Regions from separate parts of the Homo sapiens genome. Here regions 1 and 3 are each linked to region 2. Evidence: read pairs that join two places in POLR2A ChIA-PET (ENCODE). Cell type or tissue: IMR-90. All regions are shown on one strand. Links, peaks and the distances in the headings refer to the core of each region. The heading gives the core; the rest is flanking DNA. Region 1 overlaps COL6A1 (collagen type VI alpha 1 chain). Region 2 has its middle 41 kb from the start of COL6A2-DT. Region 3 overlaps COL6A1 (collagen type VI alpha 1 chain).

The links. ChIA-PET counts read pairs that join two places held together with the same protein. Peaks named below come from ENCODE experiments on the same cell type or tissue, not always from the same donor. Only the 100,000 strongest peaks of a DNase experiment are listed, where the experiment ranks them.
Region 1: POLR2A ChIA-PET joins it to region 2 with 9 read pairs; 4 of 35 experiments call an interaction of 5 or more read pairs at or near these places.
Region 3: POLR2A ChIA-PET joins it to region 2 with 5 read pairs; 5 of 35 experiments call an interaction of 5 or more read pairs at or near these places.

What each region holds. Positions count from the first base shown.
Region 1 is chr21:45,999,097-46,003,238 of GRCh38, forward strand. It overlaps COL6A1 (collagen type VI alpha 1 chain), which reads left to right. Exons shown (of 35, transcript NM_001848.3): 26 at 57-122; 27 at 561-596; 28 at 1,235-1,271; 29 at 1,663-1,671; 30 at 2,157-2,290; 31 at 2,865-2,974; 32 at 3,122-3,305; 33 at 3,431-3,614; 34 at 4,024-4,053. Among named protein-coding and RNA genes, the nearest start is that of COL6A1, 19 kb to the left of the region's middle. In IMR-90, for the core only: no CTCF peak of the experiment used is centred there; no DNase peak of the experiment used is centred there; H3K27ac peaks cover 462 bases.
Region 2 is chr21:46,053,882-46,059,266 of GRCh38, forward strand. No RefSeq gene overlaps it. Among named protein-coding and RNA genes, the nearest start is that of COL6A2-DT, 41 kb to the right of the region's middle. RefSeq lists enhancers at 1,656-2,385, 3,428-3,487. In IMR-90, for the core only: no CTCF peak of the experiment used is centred there; a DNase peak (open chromatin) is centred at 2,840; H3K4me3 peaks cover 188 bases; H3K27ac peaks cover 4,000 bases.
Region 3 is chr21:45,991,254-45,996,638 of GRCh38, forward strand. It overlaps COL6A1 (collagen type VI alpha 1 chain), which reads left to right. Exons shown (of 35, transcript NM_001848.3): 16 at 757-819; 17 at 911-964; 18 at 1,110-1,145; 19 at 1,495-1,557; 20 at 2,914-2,976. Among named protein-coding and RNA genes, the nearest start is that of COL6A1, 12 kb to the left of the region's middle. RefSeq lists enhancers at 3,538-4,353, 4,354-5,169. In IMR-90, for the core only: no CTCF peak of the experiment used is centred there; no DNase peak of the experiment used is centred there; H3K27ac peaks cover 3,603 bases.

The sequences.
Region 1 (4,142 bases), core at 134-4,133, 55 kb before region 2:
GCGCGCAGATGCCCGGGTGGTGCACGGTCTGTTGACACAACGCTGTTCCCTTCTAGAACAACGACATTGCACCCCGAGGAGTCAAAGGAGCAAAGGGGTACCGGGGTCCCGAGGGCCCCCAGGTGGGTGGATGTGGCTGGGTGAGGCCACGGTGGGCTGTGCCTGGGACGCCGGATGCTGGGGCTGGGGAATGCTGGAAGAGGCTGGGAGAGTGGGAGGCGGCGGGAGGGAATTTTGGGGAGCACGTCATCTGGGAGGCCCTGGGGGTGGGAGGTGCCGGTCACCAGGGCCAGGTGGTGGCCAGGGCAGCAGAGCCGAGCCCAGGGACACAGCGGGTCCTCAGGGTGGGGCCCACCTGGGATGGCCGCCTGGACCACCAGTGTGCGAAGCCCCAGCTGCCCTCACAGCACCGTCACTGGAGGACGAGGGGCTGGGTAGGGAGGGACCGGGCAGGGGTGGGCTTGATGAGGGGCAGGGCCCTGGGGGTGGGGGCTGTCTCAGCTCAGGAAGCACAGTGGGCTCCTCACCCTCAGAGCTCCTCTACTCCGTTTCTCGGACAGGGACCCCCAGGACACCAAGGACCGCCTGGGCCGGACGTAAGTGGGGCTCTGTGAACATTGCTGGGGGCGACCACTGTAGCTTCCATCCCTTGGGGTGTGGGTCCTGTCCATGGGTGCTCCTGTAGACGCTGCTCACGGGGGGGTGGGTTGTGGACAAAGAGCTGGTGCCAGGCCCTAGGGACCCGTGACGGCCATGGGAGGACCCGTGAGGATCATAGGGGGATGTGTGAGGACCATAGAGGGGACATGTGAGGATCATGGGGGACATGTGAGGATCATGGGGGGGACGTGTGAGGATCATGGGAGGACGTGAGGATCATGGAGGGGGACATGTGAGGATCATGGGGGACCCGTGAGGATCATGGGGGACCCGTGTGAGGATCATGGGGGGGGACGTGTGAGGATCATGGGGGGACCTGTACCCATGAGGACCATGAGGGGACCCGTGACGGCCACGGGGAGACCCATGACTGCGCTGTTTCTATGACCACGTCAGGGGTCCAGCCCAGTAGCAGGGGTGTAGTGGGCAGAGCCGGGCACACCTGCAAAGAACCTCCTGCCCAAACCCCGCCCTGTGGGGGCCCCAGGGAGGGTGACCTGGAGATCCAGCAGCCCACAGTCCCCGCTGGGAGGGGCTGTCTATGGCCCCAGTACCCTCGTCTCTCCCTCCCCAGGAATGCGAGATTTTGGACATCATCATGAAAATGTGCTGTGAGTATCTCTGAGAAGCCGTCCTCGTTAGGGAGAGCAGGGCCGCCAGCCTGGCCTGTTCCACTCCTAGAAGGGTGTCTCCACTGTTGGGGGCCTGGGTCTCTGGGTACATCCTTGAGGAGGCTCCTCAGCCAGCCCCTACCGGCCTCCAAAGCCCTCCCAGGCCCCCGGGTCCCCGCACAGGCTGAGAGTCCCCGGTGCGGTGCAGAGCTGCCACGTGGGGAGGGCGGCCGGGGAGGCGGGGAGGCGGGGCAGGAGGCCGGGGAAGGGGGGAGGCCGGGGAAGGAGGGCGGCCGGGGAGGCGGGGAGGCTGCCCCAAGAGTAAAAGCCTTTCTGACGTGCGCAGGACGCGGCCCTGACTGGTCTAACTGACTCTTTCTCTTCTCCTCAGCTTGCTGTGGTGAGACCCAGGCTCTAGCTCCTGAGAGAATGGATCCCGGGGGTCGGGGAGCGAGGCCTGGGTCCCACACATGTCACAGGACAGCACATGGCACTCTGGTCCCCGCCCGCAGCTCCCTGCACCTGCCCGCCCCCTCTGGGGCCTGCTCCAAGCCAGCAGGGTTCCCGGGTGTTGGGCTGGGCCCCGCCCTCTTTCACCCATAACTGAAATAACCAGGAGCAGGCTTGGGGGGGTCCCTGCTCCATCATTCTGGCCCACAGGCCCCACCCTAGCCTGGCTGAGCAACGCCAGCCCTGACCAGCCGCCGGACAGAGCAGCCTTTACGGGGCCATGGGAGGGGGTGGGCTTTTCTGGGGCTGAGACGGGGGGACCCCAACGTGTCAGGTGAGGATGTGGCAGCCAAGGAGGGGCCAGGGCGGTGGAGGGGAGGGGCCAGGGCACTGGAGGGGAGGGGCGTGCTCTGCTGACACCGCCCCCGCCTGCAGAATGCAAGTGCGGCCCCATCGACCTCCTGTTCGTGCTGGACAGCTCAGAGAGCATTGGCCTGCAGAACTTCGAGATTGCCAAGGACTTCGTCGTCAAGGTCATCGACCGGCTGAGCCGGGACGAGCTGGTCAAGGTGAGGCCTCGCCCCGCCCGGCTTTCTCAAGCCCAGGTGCACCCCGACCCTGCCGGCCGCCCCTGCCCGCGCCAGACCTCAGCCTCCCGAGGCCACCGCTGCATCCCTGTGACTTCCCTACTCATGACAAGGATGCCAGGCACGCGCCAGCCCGTCCAGGCCTCCAGCTCCACCTGGCGAGGCTGGCCCATTGTACACAGGCGCCCCAGATGAGGGAGGGTCTCCCCCTCTCCTTGAAGGGCGGTAGTCTGGGGTCCTGAGTGCTGGGTGTGGGCTTGTCCCTCGTGGACAGAACCCAGGAGGGCTTCATCCACCAAGGAAGATTGCTTTGCAGGGTACCCAGGTCCCGGGGGCTGTGCCACCCTCTGGGCACCCGGAGCCAATCGCAGGGTACCCAGGTCCCGGGGGCTGTGCCACCCTCTGTGCACCCAGAGCCAATCGCAGGGGACCCAGGTCCTGAGGTCCTGGGGGCCATGCCACCCTCTGGGCACCCGCAGCCAATAGAGTCACCCTTGGGAAGCTTATGCGGACCTGGGGCAGCACTCGCGTCCTGACCCCGGTGCCGGTCCCACAGTTCGAGCCAGGGCAGTCGTACGCGGGTGTGGTGCAGTACAGCCACAGCCAGATGCAGGAGCACGTGAGCCTGCGCAGCCCCAGCATCCGGAACGTGCAGGAGCTCAAGGAGTGAGTGCCCCACGCGGCCAGGACCCTCCCACCCCTCGCCCCGACCGCTGTTCCCACGGCAGGTCGGCCCTGACCCCTGATCCCAGGTGGGCTCGGCCCCGCGGCAGGCCTGGCCCCAACCGGCCCTTCCTGCCCTTTGCTATGCAGAGCCATCAAGAGCCTGCAGTGGATGGCGGGCGGCACCTTCACGGGGGAGGCCCTGCAGTACACGCGGGACCAGCTGCTGCCGCCCAGCCCGAACAACCGCATCGCCCTGGTCATCACTGACGGGCGCTCAGACACTCAGAGGGACACCACACCGCTCAACGTGCTCTGCAGCCCCGGCATCCAGGTGGGGTGGCCACCCCCAGGCTGCACCTGCCCCGCCTAGGGCGCCCCGCCAGCCAGGGTGGCCTTGTCCCCAGAAAGACGAGGGCAGAGCAGGCTGCGCCACACCGATACTGTCTGTCCCCACAGGTGGTCTCCGTGGGCATCAAAGACGTGTTTGACTTCATCCCAGGCTCAGACCAGCTCAATGTCATTTCTTGCCAAGGCCTGGCACCATCCCAGGGCCGGCCCGGCCTCTCGCTGGTCAAGGAGAACTATGCAGAGCTGCTGGAGGATGCCTTCCTGAAGAATGTCACCGCCCAGATCTGCATAGGTGCGCATGGGGCCACCCGGGCAGTCCCAGATCTGCGTAGGTGCGCGCGGGGCCGCCCGGGCAGTCCCAGATCTGCGTAGGTGCACGCGGGGCCGCCCGGGCAGTCCCAGATCTGCGTAGGTGCACGCGGGGCCGCCCAGGGCCGTCCCAGATCTGTGTAGGTGCGCGCAGGCGCCCAGGGCTGTCCCAGAGGCCTCCTCCCAGCTCACTGTTACCTCCAGGGGCACGGCCACCCTGTAGGTGCGCACGGGGCCGCCTGGGGCTGTCCCACAGGCATCCTCCTCCCGGCTCGCTGTGACTTCCGGGGGCACGGCCACCCCTGTGCTCGGCCGGGAGGTCCTGTGACATCTCCTTGCGGGGTTATAGGTGGAGCAGTGGGCTCACACTGCACGGCTTTTCTCTTTTACAGACAAGAAGTGTCCAGATTACACCTGCCCCAGTGAGTACCTCGGCGGCCGGGACACGTGGGGAGGAGGGCACCGTGGTTGGGGCGAGGGCTCTGAGAGGACGGGGCTCTGGGAGGAGGGC
Region 2 (5,385 bases), core at 546-4,545:
TCCATGAAAAAGACACTGATTGGCATCACATTAAATCCAAATATCAAAGATTTAATGAGTTTTGAGGAAAAACTCTAAGCTTAAAAAGTAGGGTTTCCTAATTCGTGAATACAATATATTTCTCTACTTTTTAGGTCTTTAATTCTCAGCAATGATTTTTAGTACGCAATGTACTGATCTTGTCGTATTTTCTTTTTTTCTTTCTTCTTTTTTTGAGACAGGGCTTCTCTCTGTCGCCCAGGCTGGAGTACAGGGATGCGATCTTGACTCACTGCAGCCTCAACCTCCTGGACTCAAGCCATTCTCCCCCCTCAGCCTCCCCAGTAGCTGGGACTACAGGCGCCCACCACCACGCCCGGCTAATTTTGTATTTTTTGTAGAGACTGGGGTTTCTCCACCTCATCCAGACTGGTCTTAAACTCCTGGGCTCAAGCAATCCACCCACCTCAGCCTCCCACCGTGCTGAGATTATAGGCATGAGCCACCGCGCCTGGCCTATTTTCTTAGATTTATCCCTAAGTAATACATTTTCTTTGATGCTATTGTAAGGCCTTTCTTTGATGCTACAATAAGTCCTTTTAAATTTCTCATTTTCCAGTTATTCACTTTCACTGCCAGAATATGCGATGGGCTCTCGGGTATGCAGTGTGCCAGTCAGCCCCACCCTGACACAGCGGAGCAGAGAGAGACGGTCCTGACGGAGCAGGCCAGGGATCAGCACCGCCCACTGGGCCTCTGACCCCTCTGACCCATGACCTCCAAGCCCTGCGGTCAGTCTGTGCCCAGGCCCAGTCTGTGCTGGAGCCCTCCCTGCAGCCCCCTCTGGCAGGACTTCAGAGGGATCCCCAGCTCCTGGCCCACATGGCCGCATCTGGCCCAAACACACATTCCTTTCGCCACTCTCCTCTGAATGGAATCTGGCTTGCCCCGCACAGCCTCTGCCTCCCTCTGCCCCGCACAGCACCCTCCCTCCCTCTGCCCCGCATAGACCCTCCCTCCCTCTGCCCCGCACAGCCCCCCTCCCTCCCTCTGCCCCGCACAGCCCCCCTCCCTCCCTCTGCCCCGCACAGCCCCCCTCCCTCCCTCTGCCCCGCATAGACCCTGCCTCCCTCTGCCCTGCACAGCCCCCTCCCTCCCTCTGCCCTGCACAGCCCCTCCCTCCCTCCACCTCACACAGGCCCCCTCCCTCCCTCTGCCCCACGCAGACCGCCTGCCTCCCTCTGCCCCGCACAGGGATCCTGCAGGTTCAGGGTGGAGTGGCCTAGCCCAAGCCCTCAGCCTTTCCTTGTGAGTCTGGGTGACTTCTGAAGGGGCTGAGAACCGCTTAGTGGTCTGGACCCTCCCTTGGGGGCTTATGAGCCATCACACCTCGGTCCTGCCATGGAGACCTCCGGCTGACATCTCCTCAGAGCCTCCCTGGTGTCCAGAGCCCCAGCAGGCAGTGCTAAGCCGGCCACACTGAAGGCCAGGAGGCAGCGCACGGGGACGCTGGAGGAGCACCTGGTGAGCTGGGAGGCGAGGCCCTGGGACGGGACAAGTAGCAGACGTCTCAGCGCACACAGGCTCCTGCCGGACCCGGAGGGGCTCTCTGTTCCATGTGGTCCTCCAGGGATTCGGGCTCCTTGGCCCTGAGGGCTCTGCCCACCTAGCACCTTGGGGCTGTTCCTTGAACCCCCTGCCCCCTAGGGTGGGGACAGGAATACGTATTACTTAGGGATAAATCTAAGAAAATAGGCCAGGCGTGGTGGCTCACACCTGTAATCCCAGCACTTTGGGAGGTCGAGGTGGGTGGATTGCCTGAGCCCAAGAGTTTAAGACTGGCCTGGGCAACATGGTGAAACTCCCGTGTAGACCGTCTCTACAAAAAGTACAAAAATTAGCAGCTGGGCGTGGTGGGAGCTGGGCCGAGGGTCAGGCCTGGAGGTGGTGCCCATCACTGGGTCCCGCTCAAGAGAGAAGAGGCTGGGAAGCCAGGTGCAGCTGTGTGCCCACAGGCGGGTGAGACAGGACTGGGCCTGGATCCCGCACCCGCTCGCCGCGCAGCTCAGCGCAAGCGGCCTCCGGGGGCCTCCTCTCTGCAAGGGGAGCGCGCGCCCGGCCCTGACCCTGCCTGCTGATTCTCTGGAAGGTTCATGTCCGGGACTCCTCGGTGACCCTGGGCAGAGCCACCCACATGCGCTGCCTCCCCTCCCACCGCCTGACAGGTCTGGAGATGCCCAGAGACTTCTGGCATCCACCAGCAGCGAGGAGCGTCCCTCCCGCAAGGCTTGGCCTTTCCCCTCCAGCTTTGGCACAGGACGCGTTGGTCTGCCGTTTCTTTTGTGCACAACCATCAGTCATGATGTCAGCCCTGAGCTGGGGCCACAGAACCCTGAGCAAAGTGGGACATAATGGAAAGCAAACAAAAAAGAAAGAAAATGATGGTTTCAAACTAAAAACCTGAGTTCACATAGCGATAGATTTAAAACTATTTTAGAAAACACTCATTATCTCCCTGGCCTATTTTTTATTAAATTGACCAAATCTGTGGATACTCAATTGCTTGTGATGACTGCAAGCGCGCATCCGAGTCCCCAGGGAGGCAGCTTCCCTTCGCTCTTCGCCAGCGCCCCTCAGTCCTAACTTTGAGGAGGGCACACGTGAGATTTCCTTTTACCAACAGAGAATCTCCAAATCCAGCCTTTTACCAGAAGCCTCTCCGAGAAACTGGGGTGAGTAAATCGCCGCTGCTGCTGCCACCTTCAGAGAGGCCTTGGGCGCCCGCCCCGACAGCCCCACACGGTCCCGGAACTCGGGCCAGGCAACGCCCTCTCCTCCGTGCGGGGCTTAGTCATCGCCGTGCCGCTTGGCAGTGGTCTGTGGCCCCCTCAAAATGTTTCCATTTATGGAGAGAACGTGGCCTTCCAGATTTGCTGGCACAGATGGGAAAGCTCAAGCGCTCGGGCGGCCTCAGGGTTTCTCTCAAGGGCAGCAGAGGTCAGGGCCTGCAGGCTGGATGGAAGCTCCCCGCCCGGCCCGGGGGTCTCTGTGCTGCTGCGCTCCCGCCCGGCTCCTTCACAAACCTCCACCAAGTGTGGGACGTGGGCGTGGGGGGGTGGGCGGTGCCCACCCTGATGGGCACTGTGGTCGTCCACTGGTTCTGTTTGTTTAAAGTCTGGGCCTGAAGGCCTGCATGTCTCACCACACAGGACCCTCCCTGCCCGTGACGGGTGGCAGATGGGGTGTAGGCAGCCCCCGTGCTGCCCCTTCCCCAACCCGGGGGTGCACTTGTGTCGGGGCTGGGGTGGCCGTAGTGGCCCTAGATGTCTGCAGCTGGTGGGCAAAGGCAACACACCCTAAACCCACACCTGGCCCTCGGGCCCACCACGGTGCACGCACCCAGCAGCTGAAACTGCCTGGCTCCCCCAGCGTCTCTCCCAGGACCACAGCCCCCCAGCGACCGCTCAGCACTTCTGTGGCTTCGGCGGCAGCGCCCGCGGCTTCCTGTCACTCTCCCAGCTGGCTGAAGGCACAGACCCTCAGCTTCCACAACCCACAACTCCGGGAGGGGATTCCCAACCACAGACAGGGGTCTTTCCCCCGCAGGAAACCTCCCACCCTTCTTCAGGCTGTCAGTGAAACGGCAGCCACTTTTCAAAATAACAGTTTCTCCCTTTACGTGACATTAAAGAGGAAAGCACTCTGCCTTCACCTCAGTTCCGTCGCCCACACGACAATCTCTAGGGGGCTGGGGCTGTGAGTCCCCACCACGCAGGTGCCCAGTGGGCGGGGTCGGGGAGGGTGGTGGGATCGATGGTAAGGCTTCCAGCTTTATTCCACGTCTCCCTTGAAGAAACTGACTTCTGTGACTGGAAAGATCGGGTGCTCCTGCCTAGAAAGATCCAAGCCGTCCAACGTACAGCTGGGCTTTCATGTTAAACCCAGGGAGTGGGGTCTGATCCCTGCTCACAGCCTGGGCAGGTAGCACCGTGCTGGGGAGACGTCCAAACGAAGGTGCTGGGGCTCAGCTCCCTGCAGGTGGGTCCCGCGGCTCCTGTCCCCCGCGCGGGTGATGTGGCCTCGCCGTGTTCCCGATCGGCTCCCCACAGAGGCTGCACGTCTTGTGCATCCTCAGTGTCAAAGTAAAATGTCTGAAAAGTTAAAAACATGCCTCTCTCCAAATGCAGGGTAAAGACACAGCTGAGCCTCTCTTCAGCAGGGAGACGGCAGGGCTGGTGCGGGAGGGGTCGGAGGAGCAGGGACAGTGAGGCCTCAGGAGAGACACTGGGGGGGGAGGCTGTGGGGCAAAACCCTGCGCCCTACACAGCAGAGAAGCTGAGCCCAGCAGCGCGGTGCTTCCGTGCACCTTTCCTAGAGAGAGACACGAAACTTCACAGAACTGGAGCCCTGAATGAACCATGATGCCAAACATGAGCACACAGGTTCACAGGCCCAACACCCCACAGGCCCACACAGTCACAGGTTCACAGGTCCACACGTCCACACACCCACAGGTCCACACACTCACAGATTCACAGGCCCAACACCCCACAGGCCCACACAGTCACAGGTTCACAGGTCCACACGTCCACAGGTCCAACACCCCACAGGCCCACATGGTCACAGATTCACAGGTCCACACACTCACAGGTCCACAGGTCCACACGTCCACAGGTCCACACACTCACAAGTCCACAGGTCCACATGTCCACAGGTTCACACATCCACAGGTCCACACACTCTCAGGTACACAAACTCTCAGGTTCACAGGCCCAACACCCCACAGGCCCACACAGTCACAGATTCACAGGTCCACACGTCCACAGGTCCACACACTCACAGGTCCACACGTCCATGGTCCACATGTCCACACACTCACAGGTCCACGGGTCCACACGTCCACAGTCCACAGGTCCACAGTTCCACACACTCACAGGTCCACAGGTCCACACATCCACAGGTCCACACACTCACAGGTCCACATGTCCACAGGTCCAGCAGTACACGGGTTCACACGCAGTCCACGGGTCCATGGGTTCACACATCTACAGTACAAAGGTTCACAGGTACACAGATCCAGAGGTCCACAGGTTCACACATACATGAGTTCATAGGTCCACAGGTAAAGTGGTCCACAGGTTCAGACACCCACAGGTCCATAGGACCACACATTCACAGGCTCACAGGTCTGCCAGTCCACAGGTCCACAGGTCCACAGGTTCACAGGTCCACAGCACTAACACGACAAGAAGCTGGCATACCATACCCCAGTGTGATGCTGAATGGCCCCATCTCTTTCCCACTTGCCCATATCCAAGTTTTAAATAACCCAAGGTTACAAGTAAGGACACCAGGACATAAACACTTCCCCGAGCCCTATTCTTTAGTGGCTTTGTCGATAGGCTG
Region 3 (5,385 bases), core at 42-4,041, 63 kb before region 2:
CCTTCCCTGCAGCCCGAGGGCCTTCAGGCCTCCGCCATTCTGTCCCCCGCACCTGCCGCTCGCTCGGCACAGATGGGACCCCACCGCGTCACTCCTAGCCTGCGAGCCGCAGCCCAGAATGGCTCTCAGAACTGAGAATGGGCTGGGTGGCACTGAGGGTGGCGAGTGGGCGGGAGGGTGGTGAGCGGGGGCGGGAGGAGGGTGGTGAGCGGGTGGGAGGGCGAGTGGGCAGCGGGAGGGCGGGAGCACGAGGCGGGAGAAGGAGCTTTTTCGTCTGACAGCTGAGTCTGCCGTTGCTGGTGTTTTCTCTGGAGTTTCTTTGTTGAAGCTGAAGTGTTGGGGAAGACAAAGGCGAATGCTGACCCCACCCCAAACATTCCCAGACGAGCTCCTAGAACCCAGCAGACGGTTTCCAAATCTCATCTTCAAGTTCCCAGATTACCCTCCAGGCCCTAGATTTGAGTTTGCCAATTTGCCAGCCTGGCAAAGCTGTGCCTTCTCTAATGGGAACCAAATCCTGCCCCTTAGACAAGATGGCCCTTGGCTGGGCCTCACAGGGAACAAGGTTGGAGCATTCCAGGAGGTCTTTGTGCAGGGTTGTGGATGGCTGAGGGTGCTGGGGGGTCTGGGCTCAGACAGTGTTGGTCAGAGGGAGTGGCCTGAAGTATGGGTGAGAGGCCCTGGATGTGGCCTCTGATGGCTGCACCCCTGGTGCACACCCCTGCCAGCGTGTGTGACTCCCCCGGTCTTCCCCAGGGCGAGCCTGGAGCTGACGGGGAGGCGGGGAGACCAGGGAGCTCGGGACCATCTGGAGACGAGGTGAGGAGCTTCACAGCCCCCACACATGCCAGGTATGGGCCCAGGGAGGGTCAAGGAGATGGAGCGACCATTCAACCCTTGTTCCCCACAGGGCCAGCCGGGAGAGCCTGGGCCCCCCGGAGAGAAAGGAGAGGCGGGCGACGAGGTGAGTGAGGGCTCCTGACACCTTCCTGGGGAAGTGCATGGCCTCAGCTTCTGATCCTCTTTGCTCGGGGTCTACTCCACGTCCCTGAGACCAAATGCAGTGTGTCCACCAGACTAACGCCGGCGTCTGTTTCTCTTCATCCCAGGGGAACCCAGGACCTGACGGTGCCCCCGGGGAGCGGGTGAGTGGGGCAGGGGCAGCCTGCGCTGTTGGCCTCACCATGTAGCTGTGGACGTGGCCTCTGCGGCCCAGTCTGGCCCTCCCAGCACTGAGAGCCATGGCCTCCTGCCCAAGACAAATGGGTTTCTTCACCCACACGTCCAGGATGCCTCTTCCCACAGTCTCAGAGCGGGTGGGACCTGGGGAACCAGGAGATTCCGGCCTCTGCAACCGTGGGGCATGCGGTGGAGGGGTGGCCCCTCCCAGGGGTCCTGCTGGGGGAGTCAGTCCAGGCCAGGCCTCAAGCCCCACCCCAGCTGGGTGTGAGTTCCAGCAGCTGAGGCTTCTCCCCTCCATGTCTCTCCACTCAGGGTGGCCCTGGAGAGAGAGGACCACGGGGGACCCCAGGCACGCGGGGACCAAGAGGAGACCCTGTGAGTCACAGTTCCTGGAGCTGGGAACCACCCCAGGAAGGGGCAGGCGGAGGCTGGGGCTGGGTCAGGCCTCCAGAGCCACAGGACACATCATGAAGCCCCTGTGGCCCCTCAACGTGGCCAGCCCATCCCCACGCCGTCAGGGAGGGCAGCCCCTGAAGCCGGCGCCCAGCCATGTGCCTGATGCTGGGACCTGTTTCATGTGAAGGCGTTGCCCGTGGACCCGGTGCCCACTTTCCCACCAGGCGGCTTCCACGTTTCTGCATCCGAGCTTGGGTTCTTCTTTGGAATAATTTTCCTTAGTTAAAATTCCCAGCGTGAGGAAGTTGGGTCAGTACCCCAGACGGGAAGCTAGGCCTGCAGGGCGCCTGCCTGGGAAGGCTTGACATGGAAAACTCACCCCAGAGCCGAGATGCCGGCGGCCTCAGAGGCCACCCCCCACCTTCAGCTCCGTGGACCGTGGGCCTCGCTAGGCCACCCCACAGCCCAGCCTCAGGGTGCAGAAGCACAGGGCCCTTCTCTGTCCCTGTGACTTGCTGGGAAATCTGTGCTGGATGTGGGGCGGGGCAGCTGGCAGACTCCGGGCGTCTCAGTCCCATCCGGCTCAGGGAGAGCCAGGGCCTGGCGGGCAGAGTGAAGGGGAGAGAATGCCCTAGTGTGCCCAGCCGAGCTGCCAGGCCTCAGAGGCAGCGCCCCCGGGTGCCCCCTTGTCCGAGAATCAAGACATGCGACTGTCGTGTGCTGTGACAGACAGGCGGGGCTCCAGCAGGGCCAGAGAGCTGAGCCGGGGCCAGAGTCGCCGCCACCGAGGGATTTGGCTCCCCAGTGGGGGGTGGGGGATTTCTGACCTCCTCCCTGGGAGCTCCCCAGAAGCGCACAGCCCCCGTGGAGGGGTCGGGGGGACGTCAAAGCAGGGATCGTGTGACTTAGTGACTCAGACTGCCTTCTAGGCCCACTCCTCTGAGATCAGGATATGAGACTGACAGCCAGGCAGAGCCCAGAGGAAGGGCCAGCCACGCAGCTCCAGCTTCCCGGCGGGCCACAAGTCCATGGCTACAAACACTTGCCGGGTCCACGGAGCTTGCTGGAGAAGCAGGGATGCACGCAGGGACGCCTCTGGGGCCCCAGGAGGAGCTGCCGGCCTCCTGAATGAAGATAGCCATAGCCAGCCACGCCGATGGCCACGCACGTGGGCCGAGGAAACGCTTGGCGAGGCCAGGAAGGGGCTGTGCGGGGAGGGAAGGCCGGAACAGCCCAGTGACCACCTGGACAGCATGCTGTGGCTCCCAGCGTGCCCGGGCAGCCATCCTCCCCAAGGATGGCCCAGCTCCACACTCACGGCTCGTTTCTCTTCAGGGTGAAGCTGGCCCGCAGGGTGATCAGGGAAGAGAAGGCCCCGTTGGTGTCCCTGGAGACCCGGTAGGAAGCGCTGTGGGGTTGGGGGGCGTTGGCCAATTTGGGTTTTGGGGGTAGAAGTGCTCCAGCAGCTCACGCACTGGGGGTCTGTTCATTTCCGTTTGAGGGCCTCTGTGTTTCCGTAGATCTCGGGGGTGTCCCTGCGTGGGAGCCGGCTGCAGGGGGTGAGGCGCGGCCTGGGCCGGGCTGGTGTGGATTGTTGAGAGCAGGCCCAGCGCCCGGGGGCCTGACGCTGAGACGCTCAGCCCAGGTGGAGAAGCGCTGTCTGGGGGCCCATCCGGGGCAAGGGTGCCTCACAGTGAGGAAGAGGTGTTGGAGCCCCTGGGAGACACTGGGAGCTTGGTCAGCATCTGTTTTTCTGGGTCAGGAGCCAGGCATGACTGTGGCTGGAGGTCAACTGGGGAGTGTGAGGCTATGGAGGTTTCCAGAATCCCAGGGTGTCAGGATGAAAATGCACTTTCATCTCATTCTAAATTCCCTTCTCCGAGCCTCTGGAATCGCTGTGCACGCCGCACGGCTTTCTGTCTCTTCCCCCATTCTGATGACTGCCATGATGGTGGCTCCAGTGTGGTGTTGCCCGCAGGCTGGGCTGGGCCGTTGCATCCTCCCGGAGCTCACCTGCCCCACGGGGACAGGAAGGCCTCCACACGGTCACGCCCGGAGACAGCAAGTCTGTGCTCCCGAGCTTGTCTGCTTCTGTGGACAAATCGACCTTACGGCTCCATGTGCGCAGCTGCCCACACACCGAGCACAAGGCCAGACCCTGGGCACGGCAGCTGTCTCAGACGTCCAGCAAGATGGGGCCTCAGACCCAGGGAGATGGGAGAGGCCGTCCCAGTGCAAGTCACATTTGTATTTCTGTGCACGAGGTGAAATCGTGCTTTTGTGGTGCCAACGGGTGTTACACAGCTGTTAAAAATACCTGTGTCATAGATGAGGACCAGGGCAGGGCTTGGCAGGCGGGGTCTGGGCCGTTCGTCCACCTGGTCCTGCGTGCCGCTCACGGCAGGGGCAGAAAGGGCTCCCGACACCTTCCTGGGGAAGTGCACGGCCTCAGTCTCTGATCCTCTTTGCTCTTTGAGCTCCCGGGGCTCCAGCCCTGAGGATGATCTGACCTCCCATGTGGTCACCCAGGACAGGGCCAGGTGCAGGGCACAGTGCGTGGAAGAGGCCATGCAGCCAGTGGCAGATTGTGGGGAGGGGACGGCCCAGGGCCACGTTCCAGGCTTGGGAGGCTGCTCCAGACCTTGGTAGCTGAAAGTCTCAGTGGGAATGAGCGTTCAGAGGCCAGGACTTGCTCGGAGAATTCTAACCACACCCTGCCTGTTTTATATGTTCAGTTTTCAAAGTAATCAATAGCCACTATAAGAAAAAAACAAAGCCACTTTCAAAGGGTTGTGGTAAGAGGCAGTCCTGTGAGCAGGCCGGCTGCAGGGCCTCCAGGGCTGTGGGGCAGGCTGCACAGGGGCTGGTGGGTCCCATGCCTGGGGGTCTGGGAATAGTCTCTAGGCTGCTGTCCTGGAGGAGGTTTCCCCCAACGCCTGAGACCAGGGCACCATGTGACCCATGACTCACAGTTGCCTGGCTGAGGCAGGCACTTGTTCACCTGGAGCCTCCCTGGGGCCTTTCGGGGCCCGGGGGTGTGGATAGGTGGCTTTGGAGCCACATTTGTCCATCGGGACGTTGGGCTCCCAGCTGGCCTTCCGGGCTTTCCCTGCTCCCAGAACCTCCCTGCTCAGCCCTTGCCAGCCTTACCCCTCCCCTCCACCCTGCCCAGCATGGGGCTCTCCCTGTGTGGATGCCAGAAGCAGTTGGGCCCTCAGGGCTGGTCCCAGGAGGTGCCCCCAGTGAGGTGCTCTGCAGAAACTGCCCAGTCTGGCCTCCTGCTGTCTGTGGCACAGTCTGACTGTGTGTGGTGAGGTCCAGGCCTTCTGCCTCCCACTTACCTGGCCCAGGGCACAGAGACCTCCTTTCCATCCTTCCTCCTGGCCCCCTTTTCGTGTTCCCAAGGCAGGATCTCAGGGTACCAGACTAACCCCTGTTGAACCCCAAGTTTGGTGAGCTTCTGGACCTCCTTGAGGCCCGTGTGCAAAGTCCCCAGTCAAGTGTGCAGTCCTGACTGCTGGGGCGTTGACCACGAAGGGTGCAGGAGCTTCACAGCCAGGCCTGGGTGCTTGCACAGTCGGGGTAGAGAGAGCAATACACTAGATGCCTCCTGTCTGCCTGGTGGAGGCCACGGGGTCAGGATGGTGAATGGGCCAAGTCTGGTAGTGGGGAAGTTGTAAACATTTGAACCACCGGACAGGCCTCATCGGGAAGCATCAGCCTAACCACAGGCCAGGGACAGGCGTCTGAGCAGGCACAGGCCAGGGACAGGCGTCCGACCAGGCTCATGGCTGGGGCCAGGTGGGC